3 separate regions of the Homo sapiens genome follow, and regions 2 and 3 are each linked to region 1. The links are chromatin contacts, found by Hi-C or POLR2A ChIA-PET in ENCODE. All regions are on one chromosome and are shown on one strand. Each heading gives the region's core, a stretch centred on a gene start or an enhancer-like site at or near the end of the contact. The rest is flanking DNA. Distances are from core to core; before and after follow the strand shown.

The links. Hi-C counts contacts between places; a loop is a spot of excess contacts on that map. ChIA-PET counts read pairs that join two places held with the same protein, here RNA polymerase II (POLR2A). Pooled maps may share reads with other maps.
Region 2: a pooled map shows a loop between it and region 1 (11-fold over the local background). The contact joins the promoter of CDIP1 here to the promoter of DNAAF8 in region 1. A Hi-C loop is called at or near these places in 2 of 37 single-sample maps with no recorded cell type and 12 of 50 pooled maps. POLR2A ChIA-PET finds 5 or more read pairs at or near these places in 6 of 52 experiments (CD4-positive, alpha-beta T cell, Caco-2, Panc1 and 3 more).
Region 3: a loop to region 1 is called in a pooled map, with 4 times the contacts of the local background. The contact joins the enhancer-like site here to the promoter of DNAAF8 in region 1. A Hi-C loop is called at or near these places in 2 of 50 pooled maps. POLR2A ChIA-PET finds 5 or more read pairs at or near these places in 11 of 52 experiments (A673, AG04449, AG04450 and 7 more).

The regions. Positions count from the first base shown.
Region 1 is chr16:4,732,630-4,735,854 of GRCh38, forward strand. It overlaps DNAAF8 (dynein axonemal assembly factor 8), which reads left to right and starts at 1,908. Exons shown (of 10, transcript NM_139170.3): 1 at 1,908-2,069. It overlaps ANKS3 (ankyrin repeat and sterile alpha motif domain containing 3), which reads right to left and starts at 1,642. Exons shown (of 18, transcript NM_133450.4): 1 at 1,309-1,642. RefSeq lists silencers at 1,428-1,487, 1,538-1,767.
Region 2 is chr16:4,537,194-4,540,458 of GRCh38, forward strand. It overlaps CDIP1 (cell death inducing p53 target 1), which reads right to left and starts at 1,580. Exons shown (of 6, transcript NM_013399.3): 1 at 1,509-1,580. It also overlaps a transcript of C16orf96 not described here. RefSeq lists silencers at 977-1,196, 1,207-1,496.
Region 3 is chr16:4,975,349-4,978,543 of GRCh38, forward strand. All of the region lies in intron 2 of SEC14L5 (SEC14 like lipid binding 5), which reads left to right. Among named protein-coding and RNA genes, the nearest start is that of SEC14L5, 19 kb to the left of the region's middle. Within about 2 kb of position 1,588, at least 8 of the 41 ENCODE cell types and tissues checked have a DNase peak (open chromatin) inside an H3K27ac peak, as active enhancers do; they include OCI-LY7, where a contact is called at or near this core.

The sequences.
Region 1 (3,225 bases), core at 658-3,157:
GCTCAAGCCACTGCACTCCAGCCTGGGCAACAGAGCGAAATTCTGTCTCAAAAAAAAAAACAAAAAAAAAACACTAAAGTGAAAACTAAAATGTCCCATCCCGAGTGGTGTGGTGTAAAGTAGCATTAGAGATAAGACGTTTTAGTTTTCATTCAACTTTTTGGTTCTGTCCATTCTGAAAATGCTAAGTATCTGTTACCTTTACAGTGAATCCTAAAGAAAATGTGGTACTTAGACACAATGGAGTACTATTCAGCCATAAAAAAAGAATGAGATCCTATCATTTGCAAAAACATGGATGGAAGCGGAGATCGTTATGTTTAGTGAAATAAGCCAGGCACAGAAAGATAAATATTGCATGTTCTCAATTATTTGTGGTTATCTAAAAATCAAAACAACTGAACTCATGGACATAGAAAGTAGAAGGATGGTTACTTCTAGTGTAACCAAGGCTGGGAAGGGTAGTGGAGGGTGGGGATGCTTAATGGATACAAAAAAAACAGAATGAATAAGATCTAGTATTTGATCAAGCCACTGCACTCCAGCCTGGGCGACAAAGCGAGACTCCGTCTCAAAAAAAAAAAAAAAAAAAAAAAGATCTAGTATTTGACCGCACAACAGGGTGACTATAGTCAATATAATCTAATTGCACATTTTATTTATTTATTATTATTTTTTTTGAGACATAATCTCACTCTGTTACCCAGGCTAGAGTGCAGCGGCGTGATCTCGGCTCAATGCAACCTCCGCCTCCTGGGTTCAAGCGATTCTCCTGCCTCAGCTTCCCGAGTAGCTGAGATTACAGGTATGAGCCACCATGCCAGCCTAGTTTTCGTATGTTTAGTAGAGACGAAGTGTCCCCATGTTGGCCAGGCTGGTCTCAAATCCTTGACTTCAGGTGATCCGCCCGCCTTTGCCTCCCAAAGTGCTAGGATTACAGGCGTGAGTGAGCCACCGCGCCCGGCTGCACATTTAAAAATAATTCAAAGAGTATAATCATATTGTTTGTAACACAAAGGATAAATGCTTGAAGGGATGGAGACCCCCATTTTACATGTGATTATTACGAACTGCATGCCTGTATCAAAATCTCTCATATACGCCATAAATATATACACCTACTACGTACCCACAAAAATTAAAAAATTTTTAAAAATCTTAACAAATGTGATGCTGGTGGTAACTGTCACGCCCACAGAGGAGGTCTGTGAAAGCACCCAGGCACCCCCTCTCGCCCCGTGGAACCGCATCGCAAAGGTAGCTCACTGGCCCCGGGGCGGGTCCCTGGCCGACAAACCCGTAACTCACAGCAGTGACGCTTCCCGACGCCCCCCGGCCACATCCCCACAGGAACGCTACGGCGCACAGGGCATTACTGTGCCCCCACCACAACCACATAAAGAAAATGTGGGGGCTCGGTCCTCCAGTCACGCGGCGAGCAAGTGCAGCGCGGGACGCCCGAGCGCCGGGTCTAGGCGGGCTGCAGGTGCCGGCAAGTGCTGGGGCCGGGCCGCCGCGGAACCCACCTGTGCTGGGCCTCAGGCCTTGCGCCGCCCTCGGGCTGCCGTCGCCAACCCCCCCCAAACAGCTCGCCGCCACGCTCCCTCGCCGGGGCACCGCCCCCGGCACCCGCCCCGGAAGTAGTTGCGGGAGGGCGCGGAGCACGCCGGGAAGCTCGCGGGTCGGCACCGGGACAGCTCCCGGGCGCCGTGGAATGCACACGTCCCGCACCCGGACCTTCCGGTCAGCTTCCCGGCTCGCTGTCTGATGCCCGCGGTAGCCAATGAGCTAGTGGTGTTTGTCCTGCTCCGTCCCCGCCCTCCAGGGGAACCAATCCCATTGCAGGAGAGGCAGGACGCGCAAAGGCCCGAAAGAGGAGCTGGGCGGGGTGGGGGGAAGGCGGAGGCAGTCTAGTAATGTAAAGCTCCGCTGAGAGGGAGAGTGCTGAAGAAGGGGACAGCCTCTGTACCTGCGGCGCGGCCCGAGGGGCGGACGCGAGCGGAGTGACGCGCTGGAGGCTGTTTATAGCGCTGTCAGGACAGCGCGGGGAGTGGAGGCAGAGGCCTGAGGTGAGGGGCCTCGGGCCTGCTGCGCCTGCAGGGAGTTGAACAAAACGCGGGGAAATACGGGCTGGGGGTGGGTGAGAGGAGGAGCGATGGGCTTTCCACTTCCACAGCTTTAAAATTTAAAAGCTCGACCCGGGAGGCTGTTGGCGTCTGGTTGCCATAACAACCGGCAGCCTCGTGGCAGGCCGGCTGGGGGCGGGGCTCTGAGAACCGGGGCGGGGCTGTGGCGGGGCTAACAGGCTGCAGCTGAGAAACCCACCCCGAGACGGAGCCGGAAGGCCGTTATTCAGAGGCGGCTCCGAGCCTCCCCTTCGCCTTCTGGATGCTCTGAGCTCCTCAACTTGGCGTTCAGGGCCCTGCATTGTCTGGTCCGTTTTCACCGGAGAGTCCAGCAACTGACACTTTCTTCCCTTAAACCTGTTGGGCGGTTCATTCCTTTGAGCTACTGTACATGCTCTTCCTTCTGCCGGTAATGCCGTTCCCTCCCCTATTGTCTTGTCCGCCTGAAGGGTTTATCAGAGTCTCTGGAGGCCCTCTTCATCCCGACGATTCTGTTGCCCTAAGAAATACTGTGCCCTGAATTGCGGAACAGAGCTCTAGTTACAAAAAACACCCGCTGGCTGTGTGCACCAGATGCGTCCCCAACCCGCTGCTCCCAGTTCAGAGTGCACCAAGCACCTGCCCTATTCCCAGAAGTACAGAGGAAGCAAGCAGCCCCCAATTCACATCTCCTGCCGCTGCCCTGATTGGGGATGAACGGGCACTGACTGCAGGGCCAAAGCCACAGCGGCCTCTCGAGCTGCAGAGTTCTCCTGACACTGGCTCTAGAGGACCCTCACCCCCCAGCTCTCAAGCTCAAGCTCCCCAGCCCCCTGAATAACAGGACCATCTCCTTTAAGACTCTAAGATATAAATGCAGGGGCTGGTCAGAGTAGTGACTCCAAAAAAAAAAAAAAATCACTTAGTGACTCCAAACTGTCAGCCAGGCGCGATGGCACATGCCTGTAATCCCAGCACTTTGGGAGGCTGAGGCAAGAGGATCACTTGAGGCCAGGAGTTTGAGACCAGCCTGGGCAACAGGGAGACTCCATCTCTACAAAAAATAAAAATGTTAGCCAGATGTGGTGGTACACACCTGTAGTCCCAGTTATTCAGGAGG
Region 2 (3,265 bases), core at 330-2,829, 200 kb before region 1:
AAAACAAGAGGGACTGCTGGTTGGACAAATATGTGATGAAATACAATAAAGTGTTAACTCTACATTCTAGGTGGTGGTCTGTGGGTGTTCACTGTAAAATTCCTTCAACTTTTGTATGTTTCACGTTTTTCGTAACTGAATGTGTAGAGGGGGAGTCTTCTGAGACTGGCAAGTGACTGGGCATAACCTTTCCGATTAAGGGCAGAGGGCAAGGCAGAGCTGGCACGCCTCCCTCCACCCAGTTCTACCTAGATCGGCCCCAAGGGAAGCAGCAAAGAACCCAGGAGAGCAGTAACTTGCCCGGGCACCGCCCCGCCCAGCATCAGGCCCCAGAATACAGAAGAAACTGGCAGAAACACTATGGAACGTCCCTGCCCCCGGGCCCGCCAACCCCCTCACTGGGACAGGTTCTCAGCCCCAGCTGCGCCCGGGAATGATCTGGGGAGCCTACTAAATGCAGATTCCTGGGCAGCGCGACGGAACTACAGCATCCCAACACCTGGGGTGGGCCCCAGGAATCTGCCCGTTTCCCAAGAGCCCCAGGTGGTTCTGACGCAGAGGATCTTGAGCCCACCTTTGGAGGAACTCACAGCCACTCGCCCCACCTCATCTAACACCTGTTGAGAAGCCCCCCAAGGAACTCGCTAAGCCAAGGTCCTCGAAGGCGCGACTCCTAGCCCCAAGCTAGGCCAGGCCGTCGCCATCTCCGCCGGGGATGCGCGGCCGAGCGCCACATCCCGACTCCACACGTCGGCGAGCCGGGCGCGGGTGCAGGACACTGCTGGGCTCCGGGACGGCCAAGGTCACCCGCGGGGCTCGGCAGGGGCTGGCTCGGCCACGGGGCTCCTCCTCGACCCCCTTTCCTTGAGAAAACAACTCCCACCCCTCCCCTCCCCGTCTCGCCCTGCAAGACGGAGATGGCAATTTCCACAACCTTCCCTGACGGAAAAACGTGCGGGCGAGCAGGCTGCCATTCCGGGCGCACAACCCCGCGGCACACAGCGGGGCGCCCGCCCGGGCCCCGCCACCGCAGCGGCTTCGACATCCCCAGGGCCGCGCTAGGTCTCGGCAGCGCCCTGAGGGGAGGACGGGCCCCGCCATGCCGCGCCCCAACCGCCGGCCCCGCTTTACCTCCAGAAGCCCGGTGCCCGAGGCCGGCCGAAAGCGGAGAGGGGCCCGGGTCCGGACAGGCGCCGGCAGAACAAGACCCTCAGCCCCGCGCGGCTTTGCGCGCACAACGAAACCCCCCAACCCACCGCCCACCCCACCGCCCAGAGGCTTCTAGGACTTGTAGTCCGCCCGGTCACCCCCCCCACCACAACCCGCTCTGAGAGGCTGGGGACTACGGTGCCCGGCATGCACCGCCCAGGCGCCGCGGGCGGGGGCGGGGAGGGGGCGCCACGGTCCGAGGTCACGCCCCGACCTGAGGAGAGCTGGCGCCCAGACCCTTCCCCCGGGGAGGAGGGCTCCCGCGCGAAGCCGTCTCCGAATGCGTCCAGTCGACTCACCGTCCCCGCAGCCCTGGGGCAGCGGCCGCAACAGCAGGACCGAACGCCTCGGCAGCTGGCAGTCGCACTTCTGTCACAAGGAGGCGGGTAGACTTTGGACCAGGGCCGAGGCCCGGGACGTCACGGTGGGGGGTGGGGTCTCGGGAGGCACGTGATGCGCCGTGATGACGTCAGTGGGAGCGGAGGCGATTTGGCCTAGAGCTGGGGCTGAGCACGTGGGATGGTCGGGGCCTGTTTGCCCAATGTACACGAGGCTGGAGAATAGGGAAAGAACCGTCCCTGTGAGCGCCTCCTCTTCACTCATGCCAGCAACAGGGCAGGGCATCTTCCTCCAGGGCTGCATTTTTTCTTTTATGCGACTAATATTTATTGAGTTTGGGAGGTGCATTACATAAAACCTTGAACCACACGGTCACTGTCCCTGCGCTTGAAACTGCCTTTGCAAAAATTACAACAGAAAATTATGACAGTGAAAGAGAGCTGACCTAACCCACTCCATCTTGCTTCTAACCTCCAGGTTGTCCTTGTTCATTCCTAGGCATAGGCAGAACTAACTTTGGGAGCAACTTAGTTTATAGTTTAATATTGAAACAAAGATAGTTAACAGCCCTTTCCCAAAACAAACCCCCTTGTTGCCTGAGAACCAGGCTTCCTTTGTAAGAGTAACACGTTAGCTACAAGATTAGACATTATAGTTTAGGGCCCAGCTCAGTGGCTAACGCCTGTAATCCCAGCACTTTGGAAGGCTGACGCAGGTGGATCACTTGAGGTCAGGAGTTTGAGACCAGCCTGGCCAACATGGTGAAACCATGTCTCTATTTAAAAATACAAAAATTAGCCGGGTATGGTGGCACGCACCTGTAATCCCAACTACTAGGGAGGCTGAAGCCCAAAAATTGCTTGAACCCGAGAGATGGAGGTTGCAGTGAGCTGAGATTATGCCTCTGCACTCCAGCCTGAGCAAGAGACTGAGACTCCATCTCAAAAAAAGAAAGAAAGAAAGAAATTACGGTTTAGGAGTCATGCACCCAGAGGCCACAAGATTCTAAACCTCCCCAGTTGATCCTAGGTATAATATCACTATTGTAAAACCTAAGATTGGTACTCTTAGGTGTTTTTCTGACCCTGCAGTCTGATGCACCAGCCAAGGCCACCTAGAGCTGTAATCTGACTCAACCAGTTCTTGCATCCTTCAACACCCTGTGATTTCATCTCCCACCCCACCAATCAGCACTCCCTACTCCTTGGCAGCTTATCTACCAAATTACCCTTTAAAAACTCTAGGCTCTGAATTTCCAGGGAGACTGATTTGAGTAATGAAACTTTGGTCTCCCATTCAGCCAGCTCTGTGTGGATTAAACTCTTTCTCTATTGCAGTTCCCCTGTCTTGATACATTGGCTCTATCTGGGCAGCCAGGAAGAAGAACCCACTGGGTGGCTACTTGCTCAGGTACTTCCTTTGTTACAGACAGTATACAAGGAAACCACAAAATGCCCAGGACTGTGAAGGAGAGGAAGGGACGCCCTAACAGAGTTACGGGGTGGTGCCACTAGACAGGTTGGTTAGAAAAGGCCTCTCAGAGGAGGCGATGCTGAGGCAGGGGCATGAAATTGAAAAGACATTCTATTCTGGAAGGGCATTCCAGAGGGAGGGATTGCCTTGGGTGAGAGAGTCAGAAAGGTGAGGATGTCAGTGGGGCAGGCTGGATCCAAGTCATGTTGAGATTTGTAGGTCATTTTAAGAACTCTGGCCAGGC
Region 3 (3,195 bases), core at 338-2,837, 240 kb after region 1:
TGTAGTCCCAGCTACTTGGGAGGCTGAGGCAGAAGAATGGCGTGAACCCGGGAGGCAGAGCTTGCAGTGAGTCGAGATCATGCCACTGCACTCCAGCCCGGGTGACAGAGCGAAACTCCATCTCAAAAAAAAAAAAAAAAAAAAGACATTATTTTGTTCCTTTTTATGGCTGAGTAGTATTCCGTGGTGTATATATACCACGTTTCTAAAATCCACTTATTGGTTGATGGGCGTTTGGGTTGGCTCCATATTTTTGCAATTGTGAATTGTGCTGCTATAAACATACATGTGTATGTGTCTTTTTCACATAATGACTTCTTTTCCTTTGGGTAGATACCCATATTTCAATTTTTTAAAAAAGAGTTGGAGGAGGTGAGTAGATTGATATCACATCTGTGCTGAGGTCCCCTAGACTTGCAGGGGGAAGGAAAGGGGTTGATAGGGAGACTCCTGAAGAGTATGACAGGCGATGGGGGCACCTTACTCAGTGGCTGCGTAGTGGCCAGGCCCCCAAATCAGGCCTGCAGAATAGAAAAGGGAAGGGAGAGCATTGGGCTGGAAGATGTTGGTGCAGCTTGGATATTCTTTCTGCATTCTTACTGGACGTTTTGGCGTAAGTGGCATTCCAGCTTCCTTTGAATTTGGATGAGGAAGAACAGGAAGGAAGGAAGGAGGGGAGGAGGGATCATCTGTCAAGTGATTAGCAGAAATAGCTTTTTGTACTTTACAGAATCTCACTCATTTTTAAAATTTAAATTTACTTAAATGGTGATGTAGAATGAACCATGTGCCAGGCACTGCTCTAAGCACATTGCATGAGCTGACTCCTTTATTCTTCTGACAAGTAGCAAGGTAGCTACTTTTCTTACTTCCCCTTTTACACACAAAGGAATTAAGGAACTGAGAGCTTGATGATTTTTTCACACAGCTGATGAGAGGCAGAGCAGAGATCCCAACCCAGGCCCCAGAGCCCACTCTCTTAAGGGCGGTGCTATGCTGTTGTTCATTCATTCATCCTGTAAATGTCTATTGAGTGTGGACTATGTGCTAGGCATTTTGCAAAGCACTGCAAATTCAGGGATATCAGCGGCTGATGACCCTATTTCAGTAGTTGTGATGTATGAAGCAATAAAATAGGCCCACCTGAGTGCTAGTTGGGAGGTTCTATGATTATTGCACTTTACAAATGAAAGAGGGGTTACCCAGCCTGGAATTGGGCAAGTCTGGGTGGGAATTCAGGGCTATTTAGCTCCAGCCTCCCATCTCCAGATGCTAATTGTGTCAATATGGATTTTCCAGGATGGGGACCCGTAAGAGGCAGCCCTGCTTGGTCCCTGCCTGCCCCACTGTGGCCCTGCAGCTGTGGGCTCTGGGCTTTGGACCATCTCCTTTTCTGAGCAGGCAGGCTTGGATGTCCTCTCCAGCCACCTGGCAGAAGGGCTGTAACTGAATCCTTCTGTGGCCTTGTGTTCCTGAGAGCACCAAACCATGTGTTTGTTTAGCAGGGAGAGGCTCAGGTCTCATTTGTGGGTGGTCAAGCCAACTGTAGGGACAGGAGCCGGCAGCTGAGGCTCTTAGGCAGGGACAAAACTAGTGGTGTGAGCTGGTTTCCAACACAGAAAGGTCCCGTCAGCTGTTTGATCCCGTAGGACCTTGGGAGGTATGAAAGGCACAGGGGCTGGGCCCTGTTTGGTCTCTGCCAGGGCCTCTCCCAGGGCAGGGTGCCTGCGGCCCACAGTTTCTCAAGGTCACAGCAATGTTTAACAAGGAAAGAAAATAAATGTAATTATTCCAGAATACAAAAAGAAACCTGCAGGCCCAGGTGCAGTGGCTCACGCCTGTAATCCCAGCACTTTGGGAGGCTGAGGCAGGCAGATCCCTTGAGGTCAGGAGTTCGAGACCAGCCTGGCCAACATGGTGAAACCCCATCTCTACTAAAAGTACAAAAATTAGTTGGGTGTGGTGGTGGGTGCCTGTAATCCCAGGTACTTGGGAGGCCGAGGCAGGAGAATCGTTTGAACCCAGGAGGCGGAGGCGGCAGTGAGCTGAGATCGTGCCATTGCACTCCAGCCTAGGCGAAAGAGTGAGACTCCGTCTCAAAAAAAAAAAAAAAAAAAAAAAGGAAAAAAAAAGAAAAGAAAAAGAAACCTGCAGAGTTAAAATGAACACATGCTGAATTAAATGCCTACCAAGGGCAACTTCATGCCAGGCTGTCATCTGGACCTCAACTGTGATGAGCTCATGTATATGTAAATCACGGAAAGTGGATGCATTTTAATGTGTGTGATGTGATTGACATGGGTAGAGCCCAGGACCTGTGAAGGCCTCACAACCATCCTGCGAAGAGAGGTGCTCTATAACCTTCCGGGGCTCCCTGGTCCCTTCTAGGTAAGGTCCCTCTCCACTTGGCAGGCGTTTGAATTTTATTCAGCCAGTGTTTTTATTTTATTTATTTATTTATTATTATTATTTTTGAGATGGAGTCTCTGTCGCTCAGGCTGGAGTACAGTGGCATGATCTCGGCTCACTGCCACCTCCTCCTCTCAGGTTCAAGCAATTCTCATGCCTCAGCCTCCCGAGTAGCTGGGATTACAGGTGCGCACCACCACGCCTGGCTAATTTTTTGCATTTTTAGTAGAGACAGGGTTTCACTATGTTGTCCAGGCTTGTCTTGAACTCCTGGCCTCAAGTGATCCACCTGCCTCGGCCTCCCAAAGTGCTGGGAGGATAGGTGTGAGCCACTGTGCACAGCCTTTATTTTATTTTTTAAAGAAACAAGATCTTGGCCGGGCGCGGTGGCTCACGCCTGTAATCCCAGCACTTTGGGAGGGCGAGACGGGCGGATCACGAGGCCCCGAGATCAAAACCATCCCGGCTAAAACGGTGAAACCCCGTCTCTATTAAAAATACAAAAAAAATTTGCCGGGCGTAACGGCGGGCCCCTGTAATCCCAGCTAACTTGGGAGGCTGAGGCAGGAGAATGGCGTGAACCCGGGAGGCGGAGCTTGCAGTGAGCCGAGATCCCGCGACTGAACTCCAGCCTGGGCGACAGAGTCAGACTCCGTCTCAAAAAAAAAAGGAAAAAAAAGAAACAAGATCTTGCTCTGCCACCCAGGCTGGAGTGCAGTGGCATAATCATAGCTCATTGCAGCCTTGACCTTCTATGCTCAAGCGATTCTCCTGCCTCAGCCACCT